Linked DNA regions of Mus musculus: region 1 is linked to region 2. The links are chromatin loops, found by intact Hi-C in ENCODE. Cell type or tissue: heart. All regions are shown on one strand. Links, peaks and the distances in the headings refer to the core of each region. The heading gives the core; the rest is flanking DNA.

Region 1 (10,907 bases), core at 941-8,940, 190 kb after region 2:
TTTTGAGACTTGTGATTATGTGGGTTGGGGTTTTCGACAATTCTTGAAGTTTTTTAGCCATTTTGGATTTAATTCTGTACAATATTCATTTTGTTCTCGCTAGAACAAAATGTTCTCCCTAGAAACTTAAATACTTTGACTATATTGTATAGTAAATTTACCAAGTAATTTTTGCTTCATCCTAATCCGTGTTGTGAACCTTCAGGATTTAATTTCTTTCTTGTCCAAGCACTGGAATAAAATATAACTACTATATTTTTAAATGTTTAAGTGTATTATAAATTTAAATGATCAATAAACTCCCTAAGAACAGAGTTGTTTTTATTAGTTTGCATTTCTTTGTTATTTGTATATGTAACCACGTACATGCAGAAGCCAGAAGTCAGCACTGGGTCCCATCTTCAATTGCTCTCTACCTTTTTCCTTAAAAAAAAATTACATTTATATATTCATTTGATATTTGAATGTGTGTGTGTGGTATAATACCCATGCAGCAGTCAGAGAACTTGCAGGAGTTTTGTGTGTGTGTGTGTGTGTGTGTGTGTGTGTGGTATAATATCCATGCGGCAGTCAGAAAACTTGCAGGTGTTGTTTTTCTCCTTCCACCAGATAGGTCTCAGGAATCCAACTCAAGTCCTCAGGTTGGCAGCAAGTACCTTCACTTGCTAAGCTATGTCACAGGCACTGAACCTTGAGTTCATCAATTCAGCCAGGCTGACCAGTCATGAGTTGTAAAGATCCTCCTGTCTGCCTCACATCAGAATTGGCATTACAGATATACCACACTGGCTTCTCAGCTCAGGTCCTCATGCTTGTGCGGCAGACAACTTTACCAAATAAACCATTTCTCCAGTCAGACACAGCATCTAAGTTTACAGGGGACTGCTTACCAACAATGAGTCTCTGAAGGGCACCTTTATCTCCATTAACTGCAGCGGCATGAACCTGAGATGCTAATGAGGACCCCGTAGAGAGTACATCCTCGGATATGTTCATAGTTTTCTCCACAATCCTAGTGACCTGAAACAGAAATTGAGTACAGTGAGTACAAGCAGAAATACTTCTCAAACCTGTCTTGTGAGTGCCAAATATGATTTATTATAGATATTTAAATAGGACTTAAAAACTCACTCCTACTTCTACAACTGCTGACATGGCAAATTGGATGGCTTCTGTACAACTTGCTTAACTATAGATTAGAAAATTGGGCTCTTTAGAGATCTTTCTCAAGGAATGAGAAAAGATGACATTTCCATTAGGCATAGAGTTTAAAAGTCACATTGACTTCTAAGATTAATACATTCGAAGGTCATATGATTCCATACAATACTTGTTGAGGTTAGCCAGCGTCCTGCTTTAAGTTACTCCATATTGAGTAAAATGGAGGGTTTTCGGCCTGTGCCTGGTCCTGAGACACTCCACTTTATTAGCTGCTTTTGAACTCTGTTTTGAGGGTAGATGATGACTGTGCTCTTGGATGGAAGTAAAACACTAACTCCTGCCCAGCTACCACTGAAGCACAGACTGATCAATGACTTACTCCTGAGAACAGAGAGGGCGGCATCCTATACACTTTTCAAGGTATACTGAGACCATGGGAGGATATGAGCATATTAAAATCATACCAAGGAAGCCACTTACTGGACATGTCAGACCAAGGGTGGGTTGTAACTTCCTAACCATGGGGTGGAAGACACCCAGCAACGCAGGGGCAATGACCCCCCACCAGACTATCTTCTGAGTTCTAGTGGATGTGTGCACTAAGGACTGGCAAGCACAGTTCTTAGCTTTCCTTGAGGGTCAGCTGGGTCCCTGGGTGTTTGACTTGGCCTACTTGACTGCTATCTGCCCATCCACCTATGAGCCTGTCTGGACCCAAATCCACTATTCCTCTTCTAATCTGGTTCTGTCCTCTTGTTTCTGCAGCCAACTACATCTTTGCCCTCTACCCTGACTCTCTTGTGGTCTGATTTGAACAGCCAACGGCTTGCTCTAAAACTGTTTTAGGGTTGTTACTTATCAAGACAGAATATGCTTGAATTTTTGATCAGCCCACTCCTGAGCTTGCACTGTCATAGCTTCTTTACATTGTATTCATTCTATAAACCACATATCTGCATATTTACTGTGTGCCATTTTGATATGAGAGTTAATAATAGTAATTGAGATCAGAATAAAAAAAAAAACAAACTACATATGCCCTGGCCAGATTACCAAAGTAGGTGGGATTAGCTAGCAAAAGGCTACCATTGGAACCATTATACTTTGTGATTTTATTGTCATTTACTAAAATCTGACATTGTAGAAAGCCTTAAACATGCTTGCATATGTTTCTGACGTAGTTCTTTCGAAACTGACAAGGATTATTGAATTGTTCTAATTTAGAAAATAGTAAATTATAGTAAAGGTTAGCTTTTCATTTAATTTGCTGACAATGTTAGTAAACATCTGGCAAAAAAAAAAAAAAACAAAAAACCAGAAGTGTTGGGAGCCACTTCTGTTTTGTCTGAGCATGTCTGACATGGTAGAACGAAGAGTGTCATGTAGGATTGTAGCAAAATCACTTGAGAGACTACAAAACAATGAGTGAAGTGAAAGTAGACTACATTTGAGTTCCTGGCTCAGTTGTGTTAATGATCACAGAGTGTCTTTAGATCTTAGTAAATATGAAAAATTAAAACGGTTAACTGTTTATTTAACAAGTAGAGTGCCAACTATTCTAGGTACTGTTCTGAATTCTAAAACATCATTGTGGATCCAACGTGAACAGAGTTTTAGGCCTGCTAGACCACAAAAAAACCTTACTTGCTACTTTGAAAAATGTTAAAATAGTTATTTCTATTTCTTTAATAATTATATTGCTTAACCACAATTCTAGCAGTCAGCACAGTAATAGGTATTCAGCTGGTGCTAAGTGAAAGCTATGAAATGTCATGGGTGAGTCTCAAGTCCAAAGGGTAAATCAGACCAAAGTTTAGCTTCAGGGAATAATGAGTTCTGTTCTTTTCTTCCTTCCTTTCTTTTCTTTCTTTTCTCTCCCTTTATTTTTTGAAAGATAGGGTCTTGAAATTCAAAGACTAGGTTGCCTGGGAATTTATTATGTAGCCCACACTGGCCTTAAACTCCTGATCCTTCCATCTCAACCTCTCAAGTGCTGGGAGGACAAGCATATACCACCATAACCAATCCTACTGTTTATCAATTTCTTATTTTAATGAAACTTGGGTTTGGTCAGAGAACATGATGAATGTTACATTGATAAGGCCACTGCCTTAGGAAATAGTGGGTTTAAGTATTGGCTCCACTACACTTTAATTTTGTCTCCCTGGGAAAGCCATTCCTCTAGGTGCTGTTGCTAGTTCTTCATCATTTTCTTCTTCTTCTTCTTCTTCTTCTTCTTCTTCTTCTTCTTCTTCTTCTTCTTCTTTCTCCTCCTCCTCCTCTTCCTCCTCCTCCTTCTTCTCCTTTAGCAGAGATGCTCATTTCCTTGTTGTCCCCACCCCAATAAATAATTTTTTATAGAAAGAAATCAAAGCCACTTTGTTAGTGCTTTAAAATGTATCATCATCATTAAATAATTATAAAATAAGCCTGTGCAATAAACACTCTAATTACTGCTATGCAAACGTAGTGGTGCTGAGCTCACACACAGAAAAAAGAAATTCTGCTTAGGAAGAAAGATTTGGTGACTGTGACAGATGTCAGGGGAATCAAATGTCAGAAGTGGTGACACTTGAGATGGCAAGCCAGAAAGAAAAAGGGTAAGGCCACTTCAGGCAGCAGGAAGGCTGAAGCAAAGAACTGGAGTAGGGAGAATCACAAATGAAGAATGCCTCCTAAGTAGTGATGATGTGGCTAACTTTCCAGGCACGTGGATCTAGCTGGATGTTCACAGAAGATTCTGGAAAGCTACCATACACCAAGTTAAAATCCTTTATTACTTGGTTACTTCGTAATTGTACTGTAAGAAGTGGTCACGGCCACTTGGGCACTGCGCTTTACAGTTTACAGCATGCTTTCCCATCCCTGTTCTCTTCGTTTCACGGACCCTCTGAAACAACCCTGGGTAAGTGATTGACCGAAGCCCCAGTGGTGATTCTCCTTATATAACGGAGGAAGTAGCACAGAAAGAAGAGGCAGCAGCTTGGAGGCCAGGGATGGAGGCTCAGGCCACACCTCAGATCAGGCGGGCCAAGAAAACGCAGCAGCAGCCCGGGGCGGTGCTCTCCATCCTACCCGAGCCGCCGATGCTGGACCGCTTCCTACTCACCCCTGACTCCAAGAATGGCGTCCCGGGGCCGCCCCAGGAGGCACAACCCTCACGGGGCCGCCCCTACCGCCAAGCCAGGCCACTGCGCCCACAGGAACAGACCCCAGGACACTAGAGCCCGGGAGCTCTGAAGAAGTAGCCTGGGGCTCCAGGCTGCACAGCCCTCTGGGAATTGTAGTTCCCGTCCCGGAGGCACAGAGGTACGCGGTCCCTTCCAATCCCGAAGAGCCCCGCGCACAGATGGCTTGGCCGTCGTGGGCACAGGGCTTACTGGGAAAGAGAGTCCCAGCTCTCCGATGACATGGTCAATGAAACTACAGTATGGACTACATTTCCCGACGTGCTTCGAGATGGGCAGGACCCGGAAGTGAGGGCGTGAGAGGCCTCTCTGGAAGTTGTCCCGGGTGTTCGCCGCTGGAGCTCCGGGTCGAGAGGACGAGGTGCCGCTGCCGCCGGCCCCGGAGCCCAGCCCTTTTCTAGCCCGGTCCAGTCCCAGCCGCCACCTCCTGACCCCGCCGTCGACCCCGTCGTTACCATGAATCCTGCGGTCTTCCTGTCTTTAGCAGACCTCAGATGCTCCTTGCTGCTCCTGGTGAGTGTATGTCGGGGTGACAAACCCTCCGACTGTGTCCCTGAACGCCTCCCGCCCTCCGCGAGGGGGAACGGTGCAGCCCCCTGCTTGCCTCGACTCTCCTCCGCTGGCGAGGCGTGCACCCCCGGGCACTACCTTCACTTTGGCCGTTCTTTTGGCTCCTTAAGCCTGCGGTCCACAAGGCCTGCGAAAGCACAGTCAGGGCTTGGAACCTGCAAATAGGAGAATTCGCCTTGGGGGGAGTGAGTGATCCGTGGGAGGGAGGTCACCGCTGAGGCCCCTGGAGTTCGTTTCAGTTTTGTGGACGTTGAGGACCTGCTTGGGGCACCAGAATCCTAAGGGACCTAGGGTACACCTAATGTTTTCTCCCACATGGAGGGGCGTTAGAAGCCGACAGGTGTTGGGGTCGTGTGAATCTCTCTCTGGATCCTTGAAACCGGCTGGCAAAGCCCTCTGTTGTGGCTTAATGTGATTGGTTGGAAACCCGGAACTGGAGTCTGGTTTGGTGTCGACTGGGAGAATAGGAATTTGAAAAGGTGGAGGATGTGATTATCTGACAGGCTCTGCTAGAGCCTCCTGCTAGCCTTGTTGCAACCTCTGCACCCTAGAAGCATACATAAATCTTGGTCAGTGCTCTGAACTGGAGAATAACCAGCTCTCCTGCATACCTAGGTGCTTGGTACTTCCCTGCCTGCCCAACACCATCCCATCTTAGAAAAGAATCTTCCCCCAGTTCTTCTTCTGAAGTCTATCTTGAGTATGCAACTTACTTGGCCTCTTCTTAAGGTCAAATTGAGACAAAAACTGAAGGTCTAACTCCATATGTGAACATGAGAGGAATTTAATTGGACCGTAATGACAGCATTTGAGAATACTTGAATTGTGGTAGATTCTTAGAAAGCTAAGATTAGCATCATTGAATATAAATTACTTTCTTCACAGCTTAAGAATAATAATTAACTTGCAAGAAGCTGTGTAGTTGGTTACAGGCGAAACTGAGTCTAGAAATAGATTTCTTAATTTGTAGTGTGTATTCCCCCGTATCACATAAAAAGTTTAATGTCTGCACTTAAAATACTTTTCATTCTCATTATGGCTTGAAAGCCATTTTTTAAAAAGCTATATATAATACTCTGCTTTTTTCAAAATAAAGTAGTGTAAACTAAATGAAATGAAAATAGTTCTGAAGGCTACAGTTGTGTATAAACGAGGCCACATATGTCTTCTTAGCACTTGTAAGTATATAGCAGTAAATTACTTCTATATAGAGGATCTCTCTCTCTCTCTTCTCTCTCTCTGTCTGTCTCTGTCACTCTCTGTCTCTCTGTCTCTCCCTCCCTCCTCTCTCTCTCTCTCTCTCTCTCTCTCTCTCTCTGTGTGTGTGTGTGTGTATGTGTGTTATTATGTACTGTGGCACCTTCTAGAACTGTTGCATTAATAAGAGGCCATATACTTCTTAAGGATACTAATTACTAATCTTTTCCTCAGCCTTAAAAAGAGTTGTCTGTTAGAAATTATTTTTAGGTGACTGAGAAGTTCAAAGATCAACATTCTTAAGAAATTGAAACATTGAAACATTTCTGTAGGAAAATGTCACTAGAGCTAAGTTTAAGAAGAGTGAGGTCCAGGGCAGCCAAGGCTATACAGAGAAACCCTGTCTCAAAAACCAACAAACAAAACCAAACAGAATGAGGACATTTATTTCTAAGTAACACAGACTTTTTCTAGAGAATTTATCAACCCTGTTAAATACCTAAGTGAAGATTTCTTCTCCAATAAAGCCTACATTTTCCTAAAGTCTAGTTAAAAACACATTGTGTGTTTGTCTTTCCAAGCAAAGATAGATGATAGGACCAGAAGAAGCCCAGAAGCCATTTCAGAGAACTCCTGTGAAGATGAATGGTCTGAAAGCAAAGCCTCAGAAGTTCTCATAAACCAGAAGCACAAGTCAAGTTAGCGCCCATGTGAGCATAGTATTTGCTTACTTAGTTCTAATCATTTTAAACTCGTCTTAAACTAGCTTAGCAAATATTCATAGAGCATTGGTTTAATCTCAACAGTGTGTAGCCTGTCTGACTGCTAATTCAGTCACAGTGACGGAACCTGCTTACTCAGTATCCCACCTGTCTAATGAATAATCCTCTGAGTTCCCTTCAGGCTTCAACTTGATGCCTTTCACAGGCAGACATAGAAAACTCCAGCTCCCGTTTAGCTTAGGTCATCATTTTTTCCCTTAAGTGGTTGGCTCTCAACATCCATATATCCTCTTACCATAGTAAGAAGCACTCTACCTCAGTTTTAAAGACCTACTAAGACCTTCTTAAATATGTAGGGATCATAAAATAATAGCTGAAGTTATAACACTAAATTTCAGGAATCAAATGACAATTTTTTTCCCCTTATCTCAAAAGTATTCTAGGGGGAAAAAAAGTATTCTAGACTACATCACTGTATGCCTTGAAAGCCTTCCTGCATGGGCATCAAACCACAGACTCTGTGATGACTCTTTCATTGAGTGCTATTGGCCCTCTCTCCTTTGTGTCAGAGACAGGTTGCTTGAGAACTGAAGCGGTTTCTTTTCTGCTTACCTTCCCTAGCTTGTGCTCTCTGCGCTGGTCGTGTGTAAGTTTTGAAAATGTGAGGTAAGAGAGGGATGGATAAATCTGAATGGAGTTGTGTCAGATATTCTCTGTTAACTTTAGAGATTTTAACCCTTTATTCCAGTTGTTTTATTGACGATGTCATCTCACTAATCTCTTGATTCTAAGACTCTAGGTTGTTACTAGCTCTGGTAGTCCTGGGCTTCTATAAGCTAATACCTTCATTACTGTTGCTTTTGTTTTTTTATTTTTCTATATGTATAGGAAGCCAAGAAAATAGTACCTGGTTTAGGAAGCTAAGTAATTAGAGAGCTAAGTAAACACTGGTAGAGTCTGCTGAGTTTAATTTTTAAGATTTTTGTAGGTGTCAGTTTTAGTCATTAATGTCAACAATAAAAGTGTTCAATCTTCAAAAAAATACTATTGGAAGCCCTTAATTAGATTCATAGCAGGTGGGTTATTTATCCTTTTTATATAACTTTTTAAATGTAACCTATGGGTTACACTATGGGCTGCTCTTTAAAATTAGTTGAGACAGTTTTAATAAAACACAGTTCATGGGTATCCTGGATTCTGTTCTCATCTCAGAACAGACAAATAAACAGCAACACAAAGTTGCTTGGGCTGTACCCCAGTTATATGTCATAGAGTCCAGGCACTGGTTTAATTTCCCCCCGAAACACTATTGTGACACTTACAAATGTATTCAGATACTACTTGATGTTAAATATTCCTAATTGTGTCTTATTTTAAAAACTGGTCACTCAAATTGGAACCACATGAGCTCCATGCATGCGAGTTGGTTTCTGTGTCTCCTGTAAAACGTTAGGCTGCCTGGAATTGAGCCCAGGGCCTTGAGCATCCTGAGCACACACTGTGCCACTGATCAGCTACCAGCCTAAGCTAAAGTCTGTAGCTTCCTTTCCCATCTCATTTTTCCCTTGGTAACTTAGATATAGATACAGAGCATCTCACATTCTTGGTATTACTATTTGTAGCCTCTTAATGTTGTTTTGATGTTTCTCTGTTGTTTTATTAATAGAAATCTGTAATTCAGTTTTTGTGATTTTTTTTTTTAACCACTAGCTCAGTATGTATTGCTAAATTTGCTTATTTATCTTTCAAGTCAGGATTCTAAAAACTTATTATTTACTTTATAATCATATAAAACGTATGATCTTCAGAACCAGACAAATTGTGTTAAGATAATTCTAATTTTTGTCTCTTATGCTGATATAAGAAGACTTAGTATTTTTTTTTTTTTACTTCTATGGCCATTTCTTTTAAAAAACTAATGTAAGTCATTTGCTTTGATGTCTATATATGTATTTTTCTAGTTTGATTAGACTATATATATTATTCATACTTTTCACTTTAAAATTATAAAAATAGCTTTCCAGCTTCAAGTTTTATCTTAAAGGTGTTGAGATGGAACTGTTCTACATGTGTACACATGTGAGTGTGTGCGTGTGTTTATGTGTTGGAGGTTGCATGTGTATGTGCATTCAGGAGGCCAGAAGAGACTTTGGGTGTTGTCTGCCTTGATTTTTGAGAGGGCATCTCTCACTTGTTTGGTTCATTGAACTGACTAGTTAGGCTAGGCTAACTGACCACAGAATCCTAACCTTCCCATGTCTGACTTTTAAACTTTAGTTTAAAGAATTTTTTTTTTTTACATTTTATTTGTTTACATTTCAAATGATATCCCCCTTCCTGGTTACCCCTCCACAACCTCCCCATCCTATCGTCCCTCTCCCTCCTCCCATTTGCCTCCATGAGGGTGCTCCTCCACCCACTCACCAACTCCCACCTCACTGCTCCAGCATCCCCCTACGCTGGGGCATCAAACCTCCACAGGACCAATAGTTTAAAGAATTTTAACTTAATTACTTTATTCTTTGACAGTTTCATATATGTGTATGTATAATATGCTCCAGTCATTTCCACCCATATTATCTGCTCTTCTCTTCTGTCTCTTTTCTTCTTTCCAAGAAGTTTCCTTTCAAATAAAATGCCTTTTAAAAGTGTGTGTGTGTGTGTGTGCGTGCGTGCGTGCATGTGTGCATGTGTGCATGTGTCTGTGTTTTTCTGTGTGACTGTATGACTCACTGAGTTTAGTTAAGGTTGGTTGAATGAGCATGGGCAACTTTTTGATGGGTACACCACTGATGAAAATGCCACCCCCTCCCCCAGCAGTCATTAGCTGCCAATACCTCCCCTAACCCTGAGGGAGTGCTGATAGACTCTGCCTTGTGCAGGTTACCTTAACAGCAGTGAGTTCATGAGTACAATAGTCTTTTTTTGTGTCCATTTGACATCTTTTTGTGGCATACCACCTTATTGTTCAGCTCCAACAATCTTTCCATCCCTTTCTCCCCAGTGTTTCCTGAGCTTTGGAGGGGACAATAAGATGCCATCTTTAGACAGGACTGACTACTGCTCCGCTATCATTATGATAGGCACTTTGACCAGTTATGAGCCTCTGCATTAACTGCTGTCTTCAGCTTTAAGAAACTTTTCTGAGGAGGCTAGGAGCAGCACAAAGCTGTGGGTATAAACCAGAGTATCAGAAGACAGTCTGGCATGTCCATTTAGTAAAACGTTACTTTTTGGGACTTACTCACCAGACTAAGCTGACTGGCTCGGGAGCCTCGGACCTTCCCAGCCGCTGGCTGGCTCTTGACCAGGTTACAATGCCAACACTGGACTTTTTATGGAGGTTTTGGAGATTGAACTTAGGTCTCTCACTTTTGTGTAGTGTTCTCAGATTACTATTGTTTCTATTTTTTTCTGTTGTGTCAAATAGTTCTGCAAACATTAGCTTATGTGTATACAATTTTGATAGTGTATCTTAGAGATAGATTCCTGTAAGTGAAGTGAAGTTGCCAGTGGTCAAAAGGTAATGGACAAGCTGGGCGTGGTGGCGCACCCCTTTGATCCCAGCACACGGGAGGCAGAGGCAGGCGGATTTCTGAGTTCGAGGCCAGCCTGGTCTACAGAGTGAGTTCCAGGACAGCCAGGGCTATACAGAGAAACCCTGTCTTGAAAAAAAAAAAAAAAAAAAAAAAAGAAAGAAAGAAAGAAAGAAAGAAAAGGTAATGGACAGTACTTGGAACTTTATGCATGCTGCCACCGGATGTCGTGAAACGCCACCACATTGGGGTTTTGCCATTATGTCATCTTGCCAACAATGTAAAAAAAGTTTTCTATAGTCTTCTCAGAATAGGAGTGGGCATTTCTCACTGGTATTTCATGTAACTTGTTTCTTTTAATAGGTGTACAGATGATTTGCATATTCTTTCTGTGTGAAATCTTCCTGACTATAGTTATTGCTCTTCCATTTCTCTACTGAATGCACACACACAAATATGCACACACAAGTGCACACGTGTACTTGAGTACACAGACATTGACTCTTACATCTGTGTTAGATTGTGTGGTGGAC
Region 2 (10,613 bases), core at 2,614-10,613:
TATTTATTTTCCCCCTTCTCTCTTTTTTCCCTCTCTTTGGTTTGTATTTTCTTGTTCAGTTTGTTTTGATTATTTTTTAAAATAGATTTATTTATTTATTATATGTAAGTACACTGTAGCTGTCTTCAGACAGACCAGAAGAGGGCATCAGATCTCATTACAGATAGGTGTGAGCCACCATGTGGTTGCTGGGATTTGAACTCAGGACCTTTGGAAGAGCAGTCAGTGCTCTTAACCACTGAGCCATCTCTCCAGCCCTTGTTTTGATTCTTGTTTGTTTGTTGTTTTGAGACAGAATCTCATTATGCAGCCCAGAGTACAACTTGGCTATGTAGCCAAGGTTGGCCTTGGATTTACAAGGTGGCATTGCAGGTTACTACAGATTTGGGAGCTACTGTAGCATTCTTTGTGGAAAGCCCTTTGGCAGTGACTGGTGCCCAATTTGGAAGAAAGCAAAAATATCTGTTTTTTCATTGCTGCTGGTATGACAAGCTTTTGTGAACACAGAGACTTAGGATAATAACCATTTGTTATCTTATAGTTCTACAGGTCATGAGTCTGAAGTTATGTCAAAGTTGTTTAAAGTTCAAGTAAACCTGAACTCTTAGTAACACAGGTTTTTTTCTGTTTATGAGACTGAATCATAAATGGCATCGGAAGTAAGAGAATTAACAGCACCATGACAAGACTTCATGATGTCATCAGTTAACTGTGTACCATTCTTTTTTGTTATTTATTTATTTATTTATTTATTTTTGAGACAGGGTTTCTCTGTATAGCCCTGGCTTCCCTGGAACTCACTCTGTAGACCAGGCTGACCTCAAACTCAGAAATCCACCTGCCTCTGCTTTCCAAGTGCTGGGATTAAAGGTGTGTGTCACCACTGCCGGGCTCTGTGTGACATTAAGTTACTTAACTGCTGCTAGCATTAGGCCATTTATGATTGTATAATACCTAAGCTATATAATCATCATGAGAAATTTGGAATTGTGTATACATGTATATACAATTTTTGGCATAAAGTCAAATGTAAATATGTGTAAACACAGCAAATATTTTAGTGAAAGTGGTGAGAAAGCTGCTTGTATCATAAAGTCATAATTTTAAAATCATGAGTCACAGAGAGCCTAAGAAAACAGGCTTATAAACCTTGAAAAATGTATTCCCATCTGTAACCCAGACTTGGACAGAGAACAGATCATTTCCACTGCCCATGGAGGTTCCCAGGTACCACTCTATGTCATCTTTCATTATCTTTCACCCTCTAAAGACTCATTTTTCAAAATGGTGAAATTCATATAAACAGAAGCACATGATTTTATTTATTAGTTTTATGTATATGGATGTTTCACCCGCATGTATGTCTGTGCACCATGTGTGTGCCTGGTGTTAACAGAGGCCAGGAGAGGGTGCTAACTCCCCTGGAACTGGAATTACAGGCACTTGTGAGTTGACTATGTGATAAGAAGAGTTGCACAAGTGCTTTGAACTACTGAGCCATTCTCCAGGCCCAAGAAAGTTGTTCTGGGGCTGCCACACCAGAATCATGCACCTGGCAAGGTTTCAGTCATAACTGTAGAAAGAAAAACTTTCCATAATAACAGCAGGCTTAAAGACATGTGTAACCACCTAACAAGTTCTATAGAGATTCTGGAAGGAATACTTCAGGCTGAAGAGATTGATAAACACCTCCAAGAGGGTGTGGGGAAAACAATTGATGATGCTAGGTGGCAGTTAAACAAAGGGGGACAAAAACACACAAAATCAAAAGAAGGACAGGAACTAATACATGACCTTCTATAGTAACCCTAAATGTTAATGGCCTTCATTCTCTGATCAAATGTCACAGACTAGCAGAATGGATTAGAAATCAGGAGGTCTTCATTCTTGGTGTCTCCAAGAAACACAGCTCACCATCAAAGATAGACACCACCTTAGACCGAAAGGATGGAGAAAGCTATTCAAAGCAAATAGAACTAGGAAGCAAACAGATGTCAAACTAAAATTAATCATAAATAAAGAAAATTGTGTGGACTAAAGGAACAACTCATCACCAGGGCATTACAGTTCTAAACAGGTACACTTCAAAGCCAGGTGTGACACACTTTAATCCCAACACATTAATCACTGTGGATTAATTAATTAATTAGATTAATTAATTGGATATTCCAATACTCCACCCTCACCAACAGGCAGGTCATCTGGACAAAGAAATGATCAGAGGAACATTGGAATTAAATGGTGTCATAGATCAAGCAGCCTAGTGAACTTGAACAGTCTGCTCTCTGTCTTGTTGATATCACTGTTCATTGATAATCTCAATAATTTGTTTTGAGTTGTCATTCATAATTTTTGTCTCTCTTAAAATTAAACATCATATATAATTTTTCCCAGGTCAGAGATCATATCCAGGACCTCCCTGATTCCAGGCATGTGCTCTACTGCTAAGGTTCATACCACACCCCATGTAATTCTATTTAAATTGTGAAACACATCTGTTTTCTCTTTAATGTGTTCAAGGCTTCCTGCCTTAAAAAAACAAAACAAAACAAAACAAACAAAAACAAACCTCTAACCTCTTAAATTACATGGGCATTGTATAATTTTTCCCTGGTGCATATGTCCTTTTATGCCATTGTTTAAATTTTTATAGCATTGAAGTGCTGATCATTAAGCTATATCCCCAGCTTCAAAGATACCTGTCTGTATTCTGCTTTGAGATGCTGGGTCTGGAAATCCACAAACCACATTAATTTCTTCTTTGCTAGTTGGTTCCCTGCTGCTGCCTGCCCATGGGAGCCTGGAGTGGGAGAACAAAGGAAGAAGAGAGAAGGGAACTGCTTTTTTTCTGCTTGTCCCTTGCTAGTCACTGTCACGGGAGCACAGGTAGTGGTTACTAGGTGGCTACTCCATTCTGACGCTGCCTTTGATTACAGTTCACAGGTTTTCTGCCTCTTTCAGAGAAGTGTCACTAAGCCACCTCTGTGGCAGTAGCCAACATGTCTGTGTCTCTGGAAGTCTTACGTGGATTCTATCTTTAAGCACTCACATCTATCATCCCCTACTCTGTCCATTTGTTGTCTTTGATATATGGAAGTAGTTGCTTCCTGTGGTTGTTCACTGGTGGTAGCTCATTGTCCTTTCTTCCATTTTTGACATTTCAAGTAAGCATTTGATCCTTTTTTCCCCCTTGTTTGTTTCTGTTTGTATTTTCCTGCAGTAGGGTTCTCCCTATGTAGCCCAGGCAATAACTTTGAAACTGAAGGGCACTAGCTTAATGACTAGCAATTCAACTCCACAAAAATGTATGGCTTAAGCTAGGATTTTTGTCATGCTTCAGAGCATAGATAAAAAGGGAAAGAAGTTGTTAATATATTGTAGAGATGTAGGGATACAGATCTTGACATCTATACAGATGGCATTGTGTCCCCTGAAGGGCATTTTGACATTTTAACTTCCAGTTTCCTTGGATGTGTTGATTTGGAAATGAGGTCTTCATAGGAATGATCAAGTTAGGATGAGGTCATTAGGGCATGTTCAATCTTATGTGATTGGTGGTATCTTTATGAGACACTAGGAGTAGCCAGTAAGAAGCAGACTCCCTGTTGGGCAGACTGGCAGGGGAGCCATGGTGAAGTAAGAAAGGTGGTAGATTTCCAAGAGGGCCAACTTGTTCCTCACCCTCCTGACTTGAGCCAAAAGCCTGGCAGCTTAAAATTAAGGCTTTGTAAGATTTTGTCTCCTATTGGGAGACAAAAGCCTACAAAGCCCAATAGGAGACAAAATCTGAGATAAGCCAATAGGCCCCCTGCTGATGGACAGGCTCAAGGCCTGCTTAGGCCATGTCACACAACAGTTCTGGGCCAATCAAACCGTTCTAGCTTTCTTCAAACTGACCAACACTAAACACTTGAGAGGACCACTAGGCCTCAAGACTGGATTTGTGCTTTGCAGTGGGTCCTTTTTCTCTCTGCATCTGCTCATCCCCCAATAAACATCTTTTCTAAACCGTTGTTTCTGTTTGCCGTGCTACGTATTGTGCTTCAGATTTTTCCTGCCTGAATACAAACCTGATCAAGACCCTCAGGCTGTCTCATTTCAAAGACCCCTTAGTTTGCATTATTTATGAAAGTAGGAAGCTTGAACACATACACACAGAGGCATACCTACAGGGTAGTCGATGTGCACAATACAGAGAATAGGATCTGCAATGAATATCTAAGGCTTCCAGGAGCAAGGAGTGGAATAGGGCAGATTCTCTCTCTTAGTCTGAAGAGCAATCAACATTGTTGATGTCTTGATTTCTAGTGACTCCAGTCTCCAGAACTGAAGGCCAATGTATTTCTATTATTTTAGCCAATTGGTTTTGTAAGGGCCAAAGAAATGAACACTTGTGTGGCCAATTAGCGAGTGTTAGGAATACACTCCTCTTTACATTCTAGAATGCCTGTTTACTGTAAACAGTGCTTTTCTGGCCTAGGTCAAGAAATCTTGCTAATTAGTATTGTTATGTAACAAAGATCTCTAAGTAGATATTCCTTGTAATTGTAGAATTTGTCACTTACAAGTTGAGAAGTCCAGTCTTTATGCTCACAGTTTTCATGTTTTAGAGTAGAGACAATAAACTAGCAGCCTGTTCATAACTGTTTTGTTGGCACACACAGTTTTAAAACTCAGGGGGAATGTTATCTGTTTGGCAATTGTGTCAGTCACTTTTTATGGCTCTGACAAAAACCACCTGAGATAAACAATTTAAAAGAGGAAAGATTCACTCTGGTTCATGGTTTCATAGGGTTCACTTCATGGCCAACCGGCTTTGCTGGTTTGGCCCTGTGGCACCTAGAAAAGACAGGCTCACTTTGAAGTGGCCGAGAAGGAGAGAGAGAGAGAGAGAGAGAGAGAGAGAGAGAGAGAGGCATACTCAAAAGGGCCAGGAGCGCTTCACCCCCACCAGCCTTTCCTTCTAACCAAAACTACTTCTTATTGCTTATTCAGTCTGAACTTATCAATGGTAAGCTAATTAAATCATCCATGGAGTTAGCGTCAATCACCTCTCAATGGTGTGGTTAGCTGGGGACCAACTTCAAATCCAAAGAACACTACCCATATTTAAAGACTAGATTTCTTATAAACATTTCTGGGGGTTTAATTTTGCTCTGCATTCCTTCAGGGTAAATATTGCCCATTGTTCGAAAGTGACTGCTTTTTTTTTTTCCCACACCATTAATATTTATATTAGCCACACACAAAGCCACCAGGCCTGCTTTTCTCTGAGTCTATAATCTCTGTTCTACACCAAAATAGGAAACAAAAGAACTATGGCTGAACATTACCAAATAGCATGTGTTTTGTTGATATTTATTGTGGGCCTACTATGCTCCATACACTATTTTAGGTATTTAGGATATAGACTGAACCAAACAGAGGTGCAACATGAAACATATATTTTAGTGGTGAGTGAGGGGGACAGGTAGTAAGCGGTATGTAAATTATACAGTACATTAGAAGGTGGTACACCCTAAGAAAGAAAAATGTTGAGCAGAGGAAGGAAATGTCTATATGTAGGACAATATGTTATGATTTTTAATTCAGGCCACCAGGATAGGCATACCTTGAAGGTAGAAGATGTTTGAGCAAATTCAAGTGAGGGAAATTTGTCCAGTGGATTTACTGGGTTGTGTACTTCAGGCAGATAGGAATATAAAGAAAAGGTCTAACTAGAAAGATAAAGGGGTACACGTCTCTTGTATTTAAGGAGAGCAAAGAAGTGAAGGTCACAGGAACAGAGAGAAAAGGGAACATAGCAAAACAGTGCTCAGAGGACTGCAAAGGACTGTTCCAATATGGTAGGATTTGAGGCCATCAGAAGGACTCTAGATTTGGGGGGGTAAGTGACATGGGGAACCACCGAAGAGTTTTATAGTGACATGCTTTGCCATATATAAAAAAATATTCCGAGAACTGCTCTGCAAATGTTAGACTGTATGGGGTCTAAGATGGAGAGAAATGTGTTCCCGGCTCTTTCCTCTGATCGGGGTGATGTGGACCTTGAAGGTAGCCAGGGAGATGGTGATTAATAGTGGAAGTCAGAGCCAGCTGGTTTTTCTCCTGGGTTAGAAGCCACATGGTCTCAGAAAGATGCCAGCTTTTAAGGTTTGGCTTGAGTAACTGGCAGGATGGGATGCTATTTAAGGTGAAGAGGTTGTAGGAAAATATTTCAGAATGGATGTGCAGAGTTATCTTTTAGTCCTTGTTGATACTGAGATAGATATACATTGCAAAGCTGAAGGGAGAAGTTCTGAATAAGCTGGTAGCATTTTGGAGTTTAGGGGGCATATCTAGGTGGCATAAGCCTTTATAATTTTTTTTTTATTTTATAGTTTTACATATAATGTCATCAACTCCCAAGGCAGGTGCGGTGGGGGAGGGGAGGTTGTCTGTGTGGTGGCTTTTTGGCTTTATTCTTTATTCATTAACACAGAGGAGGTGTGACCTTAATTCTGATGCTTGGGTCTCCTGAATTTAGTTATTATCGTTTTATCCCTACTTCGTATATTGAACCTCAATATAAGGTATTAGGCTTTTCTAGTTCTTATATGTAGGAAGCTGCAAAGACAAATTTGACTCTAGGCTGACACTCTATCTGTATGCTTTTCCTTATATGTGGCTAAGTCAATCTTTAGATGGTTTTGTTTTCAAGATTTCTTTCTTCACATCTTCTTTGTAGGCATTTTAATGTCTCAAATTTCTCTAAATCCACTTACTTTGATTAGTAGAAGTTAATTATATGCTGAAAATGTTGAATTGGGGAAAACCCTGTCCTAGGTTTCCGGGACTCTGCCACAAGGTATAGTTTGTAACCTCTTAGCATTTGTCTATTTGCCTTTAGTCCAGGTTACCCTTCCCAGAAATGCTATCTTTGCTGTCCGAAACTTTTTCCTTCCTCAATTAAGCTCAGTTTATACTTTTCTCTAGCTCCAGGTTTGAAGAACTGAAGTCCTTGGGGGGAGAAGACCGCCTTTCAAGCTGTAACCAGCCAACATCCTCCAAGCCAAGGATGCTGGAAGACCTGACTCGGCTTGCTGGACCCTAGACCCTCCTCTCTTTCCTCCAGCTTCCGGCGCAGCCCCTCTTAGAGGGGGCGTGGCGTGCAAATCTGGACCCGCCCTCCGGCTGCGCGCGATTGCGACCTGCGGTCACGTGAGCGCGGCGAGGGAGGGCCCCCACTTCCGGGCGGCGGAAGGAGACGCGTCCGCGTGAGGACGAGGCGATTTGAAAACACGCTCTGGGAGCGAGCGGAAAGCCTGCGGCCGGCGGTTCACGGCGTGCTCCTGCGGGGCTTGACGGTCGCTCGCTCTCCGCCGCGTCTCCGCGTTCCGGGTCCGTCCGGGCTCTCAGGTGAGCGGCGTCTGTCTGTCCTGCACGGCTCTTCTGGGGCGCGGACACGCGAGGCCCAGGCGGAGGGACGGACTGTGGCGGCGGGTAGGGCGGCCGGGGTCCTAGCTGTCCCCCCACCCCGAGCGTGAGAGCCGGCCGAGGGGCTTCCGAAACGCCTCAAGCGGCCGCGGTCCGATTCGGAGGCTCGGCGGGTGTTAGGCCGGCGTGTGGGGGTCGGGCCAGAGACTCCACTCGACGTCCACTGAGGTATAGGAACCATGGTTTTTCTTTGGGAAAAAAAAAAAAAAAGACAAACGGAGTTTCCATTTTTGGTGTGCGAGCTCGAAAACGGGCGGGCGGATCTGATCGCTGCCCTCCTCCCCCTCCCCTTGACGGAGGACCCTCTCTTTCTGCCCCCTCGAATTTGGGGAACTTTGGAGACGCGAAGGGTTGGAGAGAATCACCGTAGGCCAACTGCTGCAATGCTTACTTTCTCTCCTTGATTTCTTCCTTTCTTTTGGAGAGCGGGAATAGTTGGAAATAAGGAGGAAAGGTAATGGGCTGGCCGCAGGGCAAACTACTTGGGAGTCTGCTTAAGTTGCAGTCTTTCTTCCGCTCAGGTTAGCATTAAGACTGACCTGCAGCAGGCATGTGTATGTGTATGTGTATGTGTATGTGAGTTTTCAAGCTTACCAAAAAGGTGATCAAGTCCAGTGAGAGCTCAGGCTCCGAGGCTGGAGTTAGCTTCCTTGTACTATCTACTGCTGTAAAAGTGGTCTAGTCTAGTAGAGCTATTTGACTTCCAGTGTTACGAAAATCTTTAAATGGAAATAATAGCAGCATCTAATGGAACTTTAACCAAGTTCCTAGTGGGAAAAAAATTGTCAGTATGTTTCTGTAAATAATTGTCGAGATTTAAAAGTTATTAGCCCTCATAATTTTCCTAGCAGACTGATGAGAGTGTACTTGAAGTGATACGGCACAACTTACTGAGAATGAGGTCTGATGTAGATTGCTAGAGACAGACCGACCGACCCATCATCACACGTGAAAGAGTGCCTAGAGGATAATGCAAGATGTCACAGGGTCAATTTTTCTTTCTTGTGAACCGTTTTCTTTTATCTCTGGAAACACTACTGATAAAATTGTAAGAAAAAACTTACAGAGTATGCTTGCTTAATAGGTAAAAACCAGCTTTGTATTAAAAGGGATGAGTCCCGGGGCTTTCTGGGTGTGTGAGGCTTGTATGTTTGGTAGGTGTTGGTCCTGAGGCTGACTAACACATGCATGTGTGCTTGAAACAACTGTCAGCTTACAGCTCTGGGTATGGTAAGCATGGACAGGGCAATTACTTATTTAATCTGGTAAAATCTGGTAACTGTACCTTGGCTTATAGATACATAACCACAGTAGAAAATATGTTTGGATAAGAATCACACCGATTCTAGAAATAGTTTTTTTTTTTAAATGGAGATGGTATTTTGCTGTATTGATCAGGTTCCTCAAAGTGCCTGAGCTCAAGCAGTCTTTCTGCAGGTCTAGTATTGACACAGGCAAATGCACTGTGCTCCCTTTAAAGCCAGCTCTTAGCCTCTTGTGTAGTAGGCAACTTCTACTTAAGGGGTCCTAAGGTCATAAATCTATGAATTTGGATATGCTGTCTTAGCAGAATTCATTCATTCATCCATTCATTCTATCAGCACTGTAAACTTTTATTTATTTACTTTTAAATCTCCCATGTGTAGCATTATGACTTTATGACCTAAGGTAATTCTGTTAGACCAGAAGTGCTCAACTGGGTGTGCAGTGGAAGACAGAATTTATTATTTTTGAAGAATGTGAAAGGAGCTTTAAGAAAAGCTGGAGAGGGTTGTGGGAGCCACCTGAGTGCCTGCCGAGGCTTGGTGCCTTGGCATGGTTAGGGAGTGCCCCATTTATAAAGAATAAGAGCAAGGAAAGCTCCCTGTCCTTGTCACATCTGTGTGTAGAAAGCTGTCTGATGACCATGGCCAGGGGCTCATAGAGGAGACAGTGTAGACAAAGCATTTACCAGTGGGAAGCTTGAGTAGTAATCGGGTAGAAATAAGGACTATTTAAAGCCAGTGACTTTGGAATGGGCAGGAAGCATGCAGATTAAAGGGTTGGTGAGCAAGAAAATTGGAATGGAAGGTGAAAGAATGTAATGGAGAATGAAGAAAAGTACAAGGTGATCTGGTTGTGCTTGAGTTGTTTACTTAGTGGCCTGACTAGTCCTTTTCTTATTCCTCTTAAATCACATTTCCTGTTATCTTGTTGCTTACCTTTGGGGTGGGGGAGGGGTGCAGAGGGTGGATACTGTTTTGTTTTTTTGTTTTTTTATTTACGACTATAACGATGAAAATGTGCCTTTATTTCTGTCCTTAGCAGGCATGTTCCCACTCCTGACCTTTACCTGGCTTTCTTGCTCATAAGATACTCATTCTTCCTTACTGCCTGCTTGGGTCCTACCTGTTCTGTTCTGTTTTGATTTGATTTGTTGTTTGATTGGTTTGTAGCATCTAGCTTTGATTCATGAAACTTAACCTAATTATCTCTTTCATTAAAAATAGCAAAATTTTCACACTTTGTTAAATCCTGAGTACTGTGCATTTCTAACAGAAGTGTACCTGTGGTATGTTCCAGAGTGGGGAAAAAAACCAAACCAAACCAAACAAAAAGAACACCAAAAAATTTCAGGTTTCTGTGTAGCACACTGACAATTTCTTTTTTCTTTTTTTTTCTTTTTTTTGGTAAGACAGGGTTTCTCTGTGTAGCTCTGGCTGTCCTGGAACTCACTCTGTAGACCAAGCTGGCCTCGAACTCAGAAATCTGCCTGCCTGTACCTCCCAAGTGTTGGAACTGAAGGCGTGTGCCACCACTGCACATTGACAATTTTATATGGTTCAGAAAACCTTGCAAAGAAAGAATTTTGTTAAAGAACAAGATTCTTTCCTTTTTTTTTTTTTTTTGTTGTTGTTGTTAATGACTTGTTTTCAGCATTTCTTAACCAAACTAATTCTTGCATGCTTTAATGGTTTTTTGCCTGTTGTCTATTCTGATTCTTCGGCATTGTTATTGATGGCATGATTCATGGTGATGTTTGAGGTGTTAGAGTAATAGAAATATTGGAAAACAATATTTTTATTTTTTTACCGCTTATCCTTGCTTTAATCATTGTCTCCATTCTTTCTGACAGCATTAAAGAATGACCAAAAAAA

Evidence for each region. Peaks named below come from ENCODE experiments on the same cell type or tissue, not always from the same donor. Only the 100,000 strongest peaks of a DNase experiment are listed, where the experiment ranks them.
Region 1: it touches region 2 in a loop (3-fold over the local background); 1 of 42 quality-filtered maps calls a loop at or near these places.

Annotation. Positions count from the first base shown.
Region 1 is chr4:48,273,339-48,284,245 of GRCm38, reverse strand. It overlaps Erp44 (endoplasmic reticulum protein 44), which reads left to right and starts at 4,657. Exons shown (of 12, transcript NM_029572.3): 1 at 4,657-4,862. The coding sequence starts at 4,806. Invs (inversin) reads right to left here and starts at 4,486. Exons shown (of 17, transcript NM_010569.4): 1 at 4,271-4,486; 2 at 891-1,020. The coding sequence starts at 996. In heart, for the core only: no CTCF peak of the experiment used is centred there; a DNase peak (open chromatin) is centred at 4,535; H3K4me3 peaks cover 2,535 bases; H3K27ac peaks cover 1,959 bases.
Region 2 is chr4:48,470,051-48,480,663 of GRCm38, reverse strand. It overlaps Tex10 (testis expressed gene 10), which reads left to right and starts at 7,201. Exons shown (of 15, transcript NM_001355740.1): 1 at 7,201-7,398; 2 at 10,592-10,613. The coding sequence starts at 10,601. In heart, for the core only: no CTCF peak of the experiment used is centred there; a DNase peak (open chromatin) is centred at 7,203; H3K4me3 peaks cover 2,479 bases; H3K27ac peaks cover 1,345 bases.